2 separate regions of the Homo sapiens genome follow, and region 1 is linked to region 2. A link is a loop called in an ENCODE intact Hi-C map of the cell type or tissue named here. Cell type or tissue: Caco-2. All regions are shown on one strand. Links, peaks and the distances in the headings refer to the core of each region. The heading gives the core; the rest is flanking DNA. Region 1 overlaps DNAJC1 (DnaJ heat shock protein family (Hsp40) member C1). Region 2 holds the start of EBLN1 (endogenous Bornavirus like nucleoprotein 1).

What was found. Hi-C counts contacts between places; a loop is a spot of excess contacts. Peaks named below come from ENCODE experiments on the same cell type or tissue, not always from the same donor. Only the 100,000 strongest peaks of a DNase experiment are listed, where the experiment ranks them.
Region 1: a loop joins it to region 2, with 14 times the contacts of the local background. A loop is called at or near these places in 50 of 110 quality-filtered maps.

The regions. Positions count from the first base shown.
Region 1 is chr10:21,991,038-21,995,446 of GRCh38, forward strand. The region is part of intron 1 of DNAJC1 (DnaJ heat shock protein family (Hsp40) member C1); the gene reads right to left. Among named protein-coding and RNA genes, the nearest start is that of DNAJC1, 10 kb to the right of the region's middle. In Caco-2, for the core only: a CTCF peak has its summit at 2,550 (motif pointing right); no DNase peak of the experiment used is centred there.
Region 2 is chr10:22,216,449-22,220,857 of GRCh38, forward strand. EBLN1 (endogenous Bornavirus like nucleoprotein 1) reads right to left here and starts at 1,567. Exons shown (of 3, transcript NM_001394757.1): 1 at 1,468-1,567. In Caco-2, for the core only: a CTCF peak has its summit at 2,183; no DNase peak of the experiment used is centred there.

The sequences.
Region 1 (4,409 bases), core at 237-4,236, 230 kb before region 2:
CAACAGATTGGCACACAAATAGAAATGCACCTAGCAATCTCTATTCTAAATCATTTAATTAAAGATACTATAATAATCAAAATAGATGACAGGAAAGAATATAGTGAATATTTCATAGCTAGCAATATATAAGATGTATGAGTTTCAGAATAGGGAGAATGGGCACCCTGAAAGCTAAAACTACAAAATAGGAACTCCAGTGATTTCCTGGTCAAAATATCACTAACGACCTAATATACTGTTAATAAATAACACTTAAAGAATTATAAAATATAATAGATGAGCTAGCAAAAGTAAATGACCAACTTTAATTAAAGTGATTACCTGAAACCACCCTTAGCAGACAAGCCTATGCATGGAAGTTCAGACAACCAATGTTCCTAGAACAGCATGAACTTTATACCAATAGCCTTTACAGAACAAAGCATGGTCAAAATGTATACTATAGATAAGTAACTAGGAATATGATAGCTAGCACAATTGGAACAACCTAAAAACAAAACAACAAAAGCTACACTGGGTTTAAAAAAATACGAAAACTACAAACTATGTCCCTAACAAAATGGAAACAATAGTCAGTGAAAAACAATAATCAGTGATTTTATCCAAAAACATTTAGCTATATCTACACAATACAGAAATGTTAATTCCCTAAGGCTATCCAATGTATGCTATCCAATAAGCATTAGGCATATTTAAGCACTTAAAATGTGCCAGTACAAATGAGAAACCAAAATTTTAATTAATTTATATTTAAATTGAAAAACTGATATTCTACTGAGTTACTGGAAAGTTTTGCTTATAACGATTTGGGTACGTGAATGTACCTGTTAGCTATATGCCTTATGAAATCTCAATACAGATCAAGTATTTTCAATCAAAATTTGGCTTCCAAATTAAGGTGTGCTAGAAGTATAAATGTAAAACATACACGGATTTTGCTGACTTAGTACAAAAAATTAAAATGTGAAATACTTCATTAATAATTTTTGGCTGGACATGGTGGCTCACGCCTGTAATCCCAGCACTCTGGGAGGCCAAGGTTGGCGGATCGCCTGACATCAGGAGTTCGAGACCAGCCTGACCAATATGGTGAAACCCCGTCTCTACTAAAAATGCAAAAATTAGCTGGGTGTGGTGGCATGTGCCCGTAGTCCCAGTTACTTGGGAGGCTGAGACAGGAGAATTGCTTGAATCCGGGAGGCGGAGGTTGCAGTGATCTGAGATCGTGCCATCGCACACCAGCCTGGGCGACAGAACGAGACTCTGTCTCAAAAAATAATAGTAATTTTTGAAAATGTGACTCCATGTTGGAATAATATTTTAGTATATTGGGTTAAATAAAATACATTATCAAAATTAATTTCAGGCTGGGCATGGTGGTGCACTCCTGTAATCCTAGCTACTAGGGAGGCTGAGGCAGGAGAATCGCTTGAACCCAGGAGAACGAGGTTGCAGTGAGCAGAGATTGTGCCACTGCACTCCAGCCTGAGCAACAGAGCAAGACTCCATTTCAAAAAAAAAAAAATTAAGTTCATCTGTTTTTTACATTCTTAAATGTGACTTTTAGAAAATTTAACATCACCTCTGTGTTTTGTATCACATATCTATTGCACAGTGCTGCTCTAAGGGATCAATGGCTTGAAAAAGTGTGTCAGCTGTCAAAAATCTGAAATATCTGTCAGTCATGATTTATATGTAAAATATTATCTTATCCCTTAGTGTCACAAAATATTTCTTTAGGCTACCCAGAATTTGAATATTTATACATTTCAAAGTCATCTGTATCCTCTTCATACAGTGGATCGTTACAGATCATTAAAGTATTACTCTGGAGTTATTGTAAACTTTGGTAACATTTAATGGCCATTCTGACATCCAGGCTAAGTAATCAAGTAAAGAATGCTAATTAATCAAAGACTTATTGATTTCGTCTCTATCTAAATTCCCTCGGCCATACTTTAACAATACTTTTGTTTCTACGAGAGCTAAACAAGGATCTTTAGTATAGGAAACATTTTGATAAGAATCATTTTATAAAACAATTTTATGTTTACATATATACTTTTATATTTACCATATATATATACTTTACAAGCTGAACATTTTATACTCATAAATTTATATACTCAGCCTATACACTCATAAATTTATAAATATATTTACTATACACACATAAGTATATAAATGCATACGCACACACACCTGCACCCTCTCGCTCATAAATTTTCCCCTGGAAGAAAAGCATCAGAACTGCATGCCTTAGCAGTGCTTTCCCAACCTCTTTCATACCATGGCACGTTACAGAAAATTGTATTTGTAAGACACACTGGAGGAAACTGTTAAGGCTGCTCAAGGCAGGGCATCACTATCTCAGCATGCTTGCAGCACACCAATTGGGAAGCTCGGTCTTAAAAGGCCCTGCAAAATACTGCAAGAACTCTCTGACTCGTATTTTGTTTTCGTCTGTCTCATATTTTATTCTTACTTATGCCTACAGTTGTGAAAATACAACCCCTCAACATTTTTAATAGCAATATCCAAAGAAGGCCACAAGATGGAGATATTACTCCATTTTCATTTATATTTGTATTTATGCATTTTTTCTGTATACGTTTCTATGTGTATCCTGCTTTCTTCCTCAGTGGTATTCTCAGCTACTACCTCTATCTCTAACATTATTCTAATTCCTCTGCCACTCGGTTTTAACTTGCTTTATTATAGAAATATATAATGAATACTATCATGATCTTTGTTTTTAATATTAAAAGCAGGCAGATAATTGAAATATTTTCTTCTAGCTCTATATTTTCCCACTTCTCTAAAATTAAGATCACTTTTTTTTTACCCATTTTTATCCTGCGGGCAAACTTTTTTTAAAAAAATTGCTACCCACGAAGTAATAAGTAGTCCAAGAGTCATTTGCTCTAATACTTTCTACTACCTTGTAAAGCTACAGATTTATTACTTTGTGTCAATATCACTCAAAACTTCTCTGGGACTTTTCTTTGAGAACAGTCCTCAAGGCAGTCTATCAGCATTACATGAAATGTATATTCAGATCTTTTTATCAATACAAAGTATTTATCCGAGCTTGCTAACCTAATTTAGTCACCAAATTTAGCTCCAAATGACTGTTAGCTATAGCCAAAAATCAAACCCAACTTTAAGATTTACTACTAATGAGGCTAATGTGAAGAATATGCAGCAAGCTTTGAAGGCAATTCAAAACAAGAAGCTTCAGTGATGTTTTAAGAGACAGCAGCATGTTGAAAAACTGTGAAGCTTTCCACAATAAACACTTGCAAAATCAATCTAATTTACTTTAAGTTAAATCTTATATACTTCCAAACGTGTGATATAAAAAGTCACTCATTGATTGTGTAAAACTACTATAGAACTGCACAACATGGCTGTCATTTGAACTTTATCAAATGTCTAAACTAAAATGCTTTAAACATAAGAAGTTGGCCAGGCGCGGTGGCTCACACCTGTAATCCCAGCACTTTGGGAGGCCGAGACAGGTGGATCACGAGGTCAGGAGATCAAGACCATTCTGGCTAACACGGTGAAACCCCGTCTCCACTAAAAATACAAAAAAAAATTAGACAGGCATGGTGGCGGGCGCCTGTAGTCCCAGCTACTGGGGAGGCTGAGGCAGGAGAATGGCATGAATCCGGGAGGCAGAGCTTGCAGTAAGCCGAGATCGCGCCACTGCACTCCAGCCTGGGTGACAAAGCGAGACTCTGTCTCAAAACAAACAAACAAAAAAACACACAAGAAGTCTATTTCCTACTACATATAAAAGATCCATAAAGAAATATTGTATGATATAATTAAAACACAATTTCCAGACTTCCTACTTTATATATATTTATATTATATATACTTATATATTAATATATTATATATATTTATACATGTTAACTTCCGCAAATCAAACTTAATCACCAACTATCAATACAAAGCACCACTTTAAGTCAGAAAAGAACCTAAATAGTAATCTTATCTGTTAACGAAAAGTGTGGTAATTGAAAATAACTGCCAATAAGATTTGCAATTAAAAAAAATTTTCTAAAAGTCAGAGGTTTCTTTTTAAAGTATAAATTCAGTTGGTCATGGAATAGATTCCTTAACCTGACCTGTTTTAATGGTATAAATAAAGTCCTTAAGTATTGACTAGAAATAAGAAGTTTCTACCTTCCTCATGTGTACGGACCCTAAGATTTCTTCATGGTCTATTCATACTTTCCCAGTAAATGGCAACAATGATCTTTTTCTTTCTGGTCATAACTCATTTTGACTACTGCTCACTATACAGGCCACAGTTGAGTTTCATGTAACAGTTTAAAATTCTATTTCCTTCTATAACCAGGAGTTGTATGTATTCCAGAATGTGTTTAACCAAG
Region 2 (4,409 bases), core at 221-4,220:
TCACCAATAGACTCAAACAGGGCAACAACCTCTTTAAGGAAAACAAGCTACTTGCATCAAAATGAGAATACTTTCTACTCTTCTGGAAAAATATCTAGATGGCAACATTCTATGTACAATAGGTAATTTATTTGTGGTTTTATTTCAAAAACTTAGAATATTTGTTTGAAATATATAATTCTCATCATTGGTAGTTTGGCACATAAAACTCTTCTAAAAATATAGGTTAGACATATACAATGAAGACTGAGGAAGGACAGGATTTTAGTGAAAAGTTGCAATAATTTATAAATTGTGCTAATACAATTAAACGGAGTATAAATCTTCAGAAATTTTAACTTGATTTTCAAAACACTGGAAGTTTAATCAAGAATCACGAGTACTTCTTGCCCTATGTGCACTCCATCTCTGTTTTGCCAAAATCCACATAATCAAAATTTTTTATGATTTTCCTTAAGACTATTTTATCGAGATCAAAAACTAAGTAAGTACACTTGAGCTTCAAGTCTAAAACACAAAACTTGTGCGCTGCATCATTTTACCTTGACTCAGCCAATCAGAATCCAATGTTGCCTGGGAAACCCTCTCACGCTTATTACAATAACAATTCTGTTGCTTGATTTTTAAAGCAATAAATACATACTCAGAAATTATTTATATATATATGTATGTGTATATATATATTTTTTTGTTTTGAGACGGAGTCTCGCTCTGTTGTTCAGGCTGCAGTGCAGTGGTGCAATCTTGACTCACTGCAACCTTCGCCTCCTGGGTTCAAGTGATTCTCCTGCCTCAGCCTCCTGAGTATCTGAGATTATAGGTGCGTGCCACCACGCCCAGCTAATTTTTCTATTTTTAGTAGAGATAGGGTTTCACCAGTGCAAAAACTTATCATCCTGGTTTCTTTTCCCTGATCAGTATGAGAAGGCACAAAGGAATAAAGAGAACTGCTTCACTTTCATACTGTTCTCATATTCATTTCTTATGTGCCAAGAACTTTGGTAATATAAAGAAAGACAAAGAGGAAAAAACATATCCTCTGCTTTTTCTGTATATCCTGCACACCATACATTTCATTACACACCAATGTGTTTGTCAGATTCAACTGCATTGTTATTTTTTATCTTCCTTGGTATACGCAAGAAAAATGGAAACAAAACTTAATGGAAAACAGAAAACTGTAATAAATGACAAAAGCAGATACTACGTTGGCTACATTCTCTGACTACACCATGATATAACCATAAATTCGTAAAATTAACTTTGGAAAAAACAACCACTTGAAAAAGGTTAAATATTAAGTCTCTCCTAAATAACTTCTAAGTCAAAAAGCAAGCAACAAATACAGACTATTTAGAAAATAATGTAAAGAGGAGTAACTAGGTGTATTAGTCCGTTCTCACACTGCTGTAAATATACTACCCGAGACTGAGTAATTTATAAGGAAAGGAGGTTTAATTGACTCACAGTTCTGCATGGCTGGGAAGGCCTCAGGAAACTACAAGCATGGCTGAAGGAGGAGAAGCAAGCACCTTCCTCACAGGGCAGCAGGACCTAGAGAAAGAGCAAGGACGAGGGGAACTGCCAGATGCTTTTAAACCGTCAGATCTCGTGAGAACTCACTCACCATCACGAGAACTGCATGAGGGAAATCCACCCCCATGATCCAATCACCTCCTACCAGTCCCTGCCTCAACAGTTGGGATTACAATTCAAGGTGAGATTTAGGTGGACACAGCCAAACCATGTAACTGCATAGCAAAATCTCTGTCGTTTAAATATAAATCTTAATGACTTTGCTGTTTTTTAAAAAATTAAAGTATACAAAGCAAATGTGTAACAAAAAAGAAAAAAACAACAACAATGACCTAAAAAGACAGGAAGAAATAATACATATAAAAGGAAAAATAATAAGAAAAGAAACCACTCCTAGGAGACTTGTGCCATGGATACTATGGCCCCTCACCCAGTCCCCCTTCAGGTTCAAGGCTGTTGCTGGGAGTAATTATTGGCTGTTGATGGCTCACAGCTGAATCCATTTTCTGGAATTGACCTTGGTTAAAGGAAGTTGCCTCAATACATTTATGTCTCTTCTTCAAGGGTAGCCCACAATCCAATGACTGAATTCAATGCAGCGATTCAAAGACCCAGCCCTGGTGCCTTGGATTGGTACATCTCTGAATGCTCTTTCAGCCTCAATGCTCCCCCTGGAGCCAGCTGAGGCTACTGATGCAGCTGCATTTCAGTTTGGCTTTTTCCTCTGCTCAGTACTATTTTCTCCCTGGCTTCCTCAAAGGAGTTGTTTCTGAGAGCACTCTTCAATAAACTGTACATGCAAATCTCAGAGTCTCCGGGCATCTGACCTGCAGCAGCTAGTGCTGGAAGTGATCCTAGGAAAGTGGCTTTAAAATGAGACCGCAGGCACAGCCAGATCACCCACTGGCAGGCAGGTACTGAAGACCCATCACTGGGGATAGATGGAGCATGGATACCTCTGGCATGAGACAGTGGTGCAAGTATTAAAACATTCCCGGTGTGAGCTGGCGTTGGATACCAGTAAAAGGGAATGCACTGGCAGGTGCAGTATCAGGATTTTGAGAGCTAGAGAAAGTGGTAATTACAAGGATTAGGGAATTGGCTGCTGCTGACAACAGTGGATGCCCTAGAGGAAGACAACAAAAGGCTGAGGTTAATTAATCACCAATTAAAGGCAAGCAGCAAAGTCAGACAGCCTCTTCCACACCATATAAAGAGATTCTCATCTTCTATGAGCCAACACCAAAAGAGGCTAAGAATCAAGCCCGAGCCTCAACAATAAGAGTAACAGAGCTTCGGAAGAGGTTGAATGAGGAGAGGGCCTTGTTGGGAAGAAGTTGACCTTAAGGCATGGCATGGTGGCATCCTGAATTCCCACATTCTCCCAGACTCTGGGCCTATAGAAGTGGCCCACTTCATCCTGTTAAAGACCAGCACTGCTCGCTCACTTGAAGATGATGCAGTCATCTGCCTTGCAAGGCCACAGGCATTCCTTTCAGATCCACTTCTACCTCCTGTTTGAGCCATCAGATAAATGAGTAGGGTTGAGTCATAACATGAGCCAGCCTGCTGAAAGAGGGAAGAGTTGATGCTCTCAAAAGGAGATGTAGGACTGAGCTGACATATACCATCACAAACCAAGACAGGATATTTGGTGTTGGATCAAAGTGAGTAGAAGATAAGGCTGGATAAAGGAGGGTCAATCAAGACAGAGCATTGTCCTGTGAAACAGGATTTAACCCTGACAAGCAACCTAGGAGTTGGTGACAACACACTACAAGATCTTAGAAGCTTGTAGAAAACATGGCCACATTATGTGAGAGAAAGTGCTGGAACTTCCATGGCAGACAGGAAAATAAAGGATCAAAAGGTTAGGAAAATGTTCTAGAGTGAATATACCCTGTTGAGTGCCAGAAAACCCACTCACCAATGACAGACTGTGGGAGGGGCCAGAGGACACTGTTTAATAAAGCAATAAAGTCATCGGGATGAGGGGCACCAGCATCTCTGTGAAGGTCAGTGTGGCTGTCCCCTGTGGCCTTGGGCTGATATTGGTGATACTAGTACAGAACTGGGCTCCCTGATAACAATGGGGATGATAGTGTCCTGCAGTGATAAGGGCAGATTGTGGGCTATTATTCTAATGGCTGGCAAGTTTGGATTGAAAGAGGGAGAGGTGTCTGACTCACAGAGATGTGAAGCTGGTTAATGGAACATAGCATCTGTAGGGACATCTTGGATGAGCAGCCAATAAGCATATTACTCAAATTATACAATCAGGATAAATCGAGGCCAAGAGGGGTGGCTCGCACCTGTAATCCCAACACTTTGGGAGGCCGAGGCAGGAGGATTGTTTCAAGATCAGCCCAGGAAATGTAGTAAGACCCCCCGCATCCCTATAGAAAATTTAAAAATTATCCAGGCATGGTGGCATGCATCTGTACTCCAAGCTACTTGGGAGGCTGAGGTAGGAAGATCACTTGAGCCCAGGAGTTTGAGACTGCCACGAGCCATGACGATGCACGCCACTGAACTTCAGCCTGGCAAAGAAAAGAAAAGAAAAGAAATCAACCACGGATCTTCAGGAGATTGAGACCAATCAACCCAATAAAAATGACCATATTCTGCCTCATTTCTGGATCCGAGCCACTACTCCGGCTAGGAACTCGTTAACTGAAGGATAGACCAGGTCCCAGGAAGAATTCTATCACCCACAGCAAGTACATATGATAGATTCCCCCAGTCCTTTTTCCAAAGGGACATATAGCCATTTGTGTGGGTGAACTGGGGGAATAGGAATTCCTGACTTTTCAAGGGTTTGAATTCACATTGATACTAAAGGATCCAAAGCGTCATCACATCCCCATTTGCCA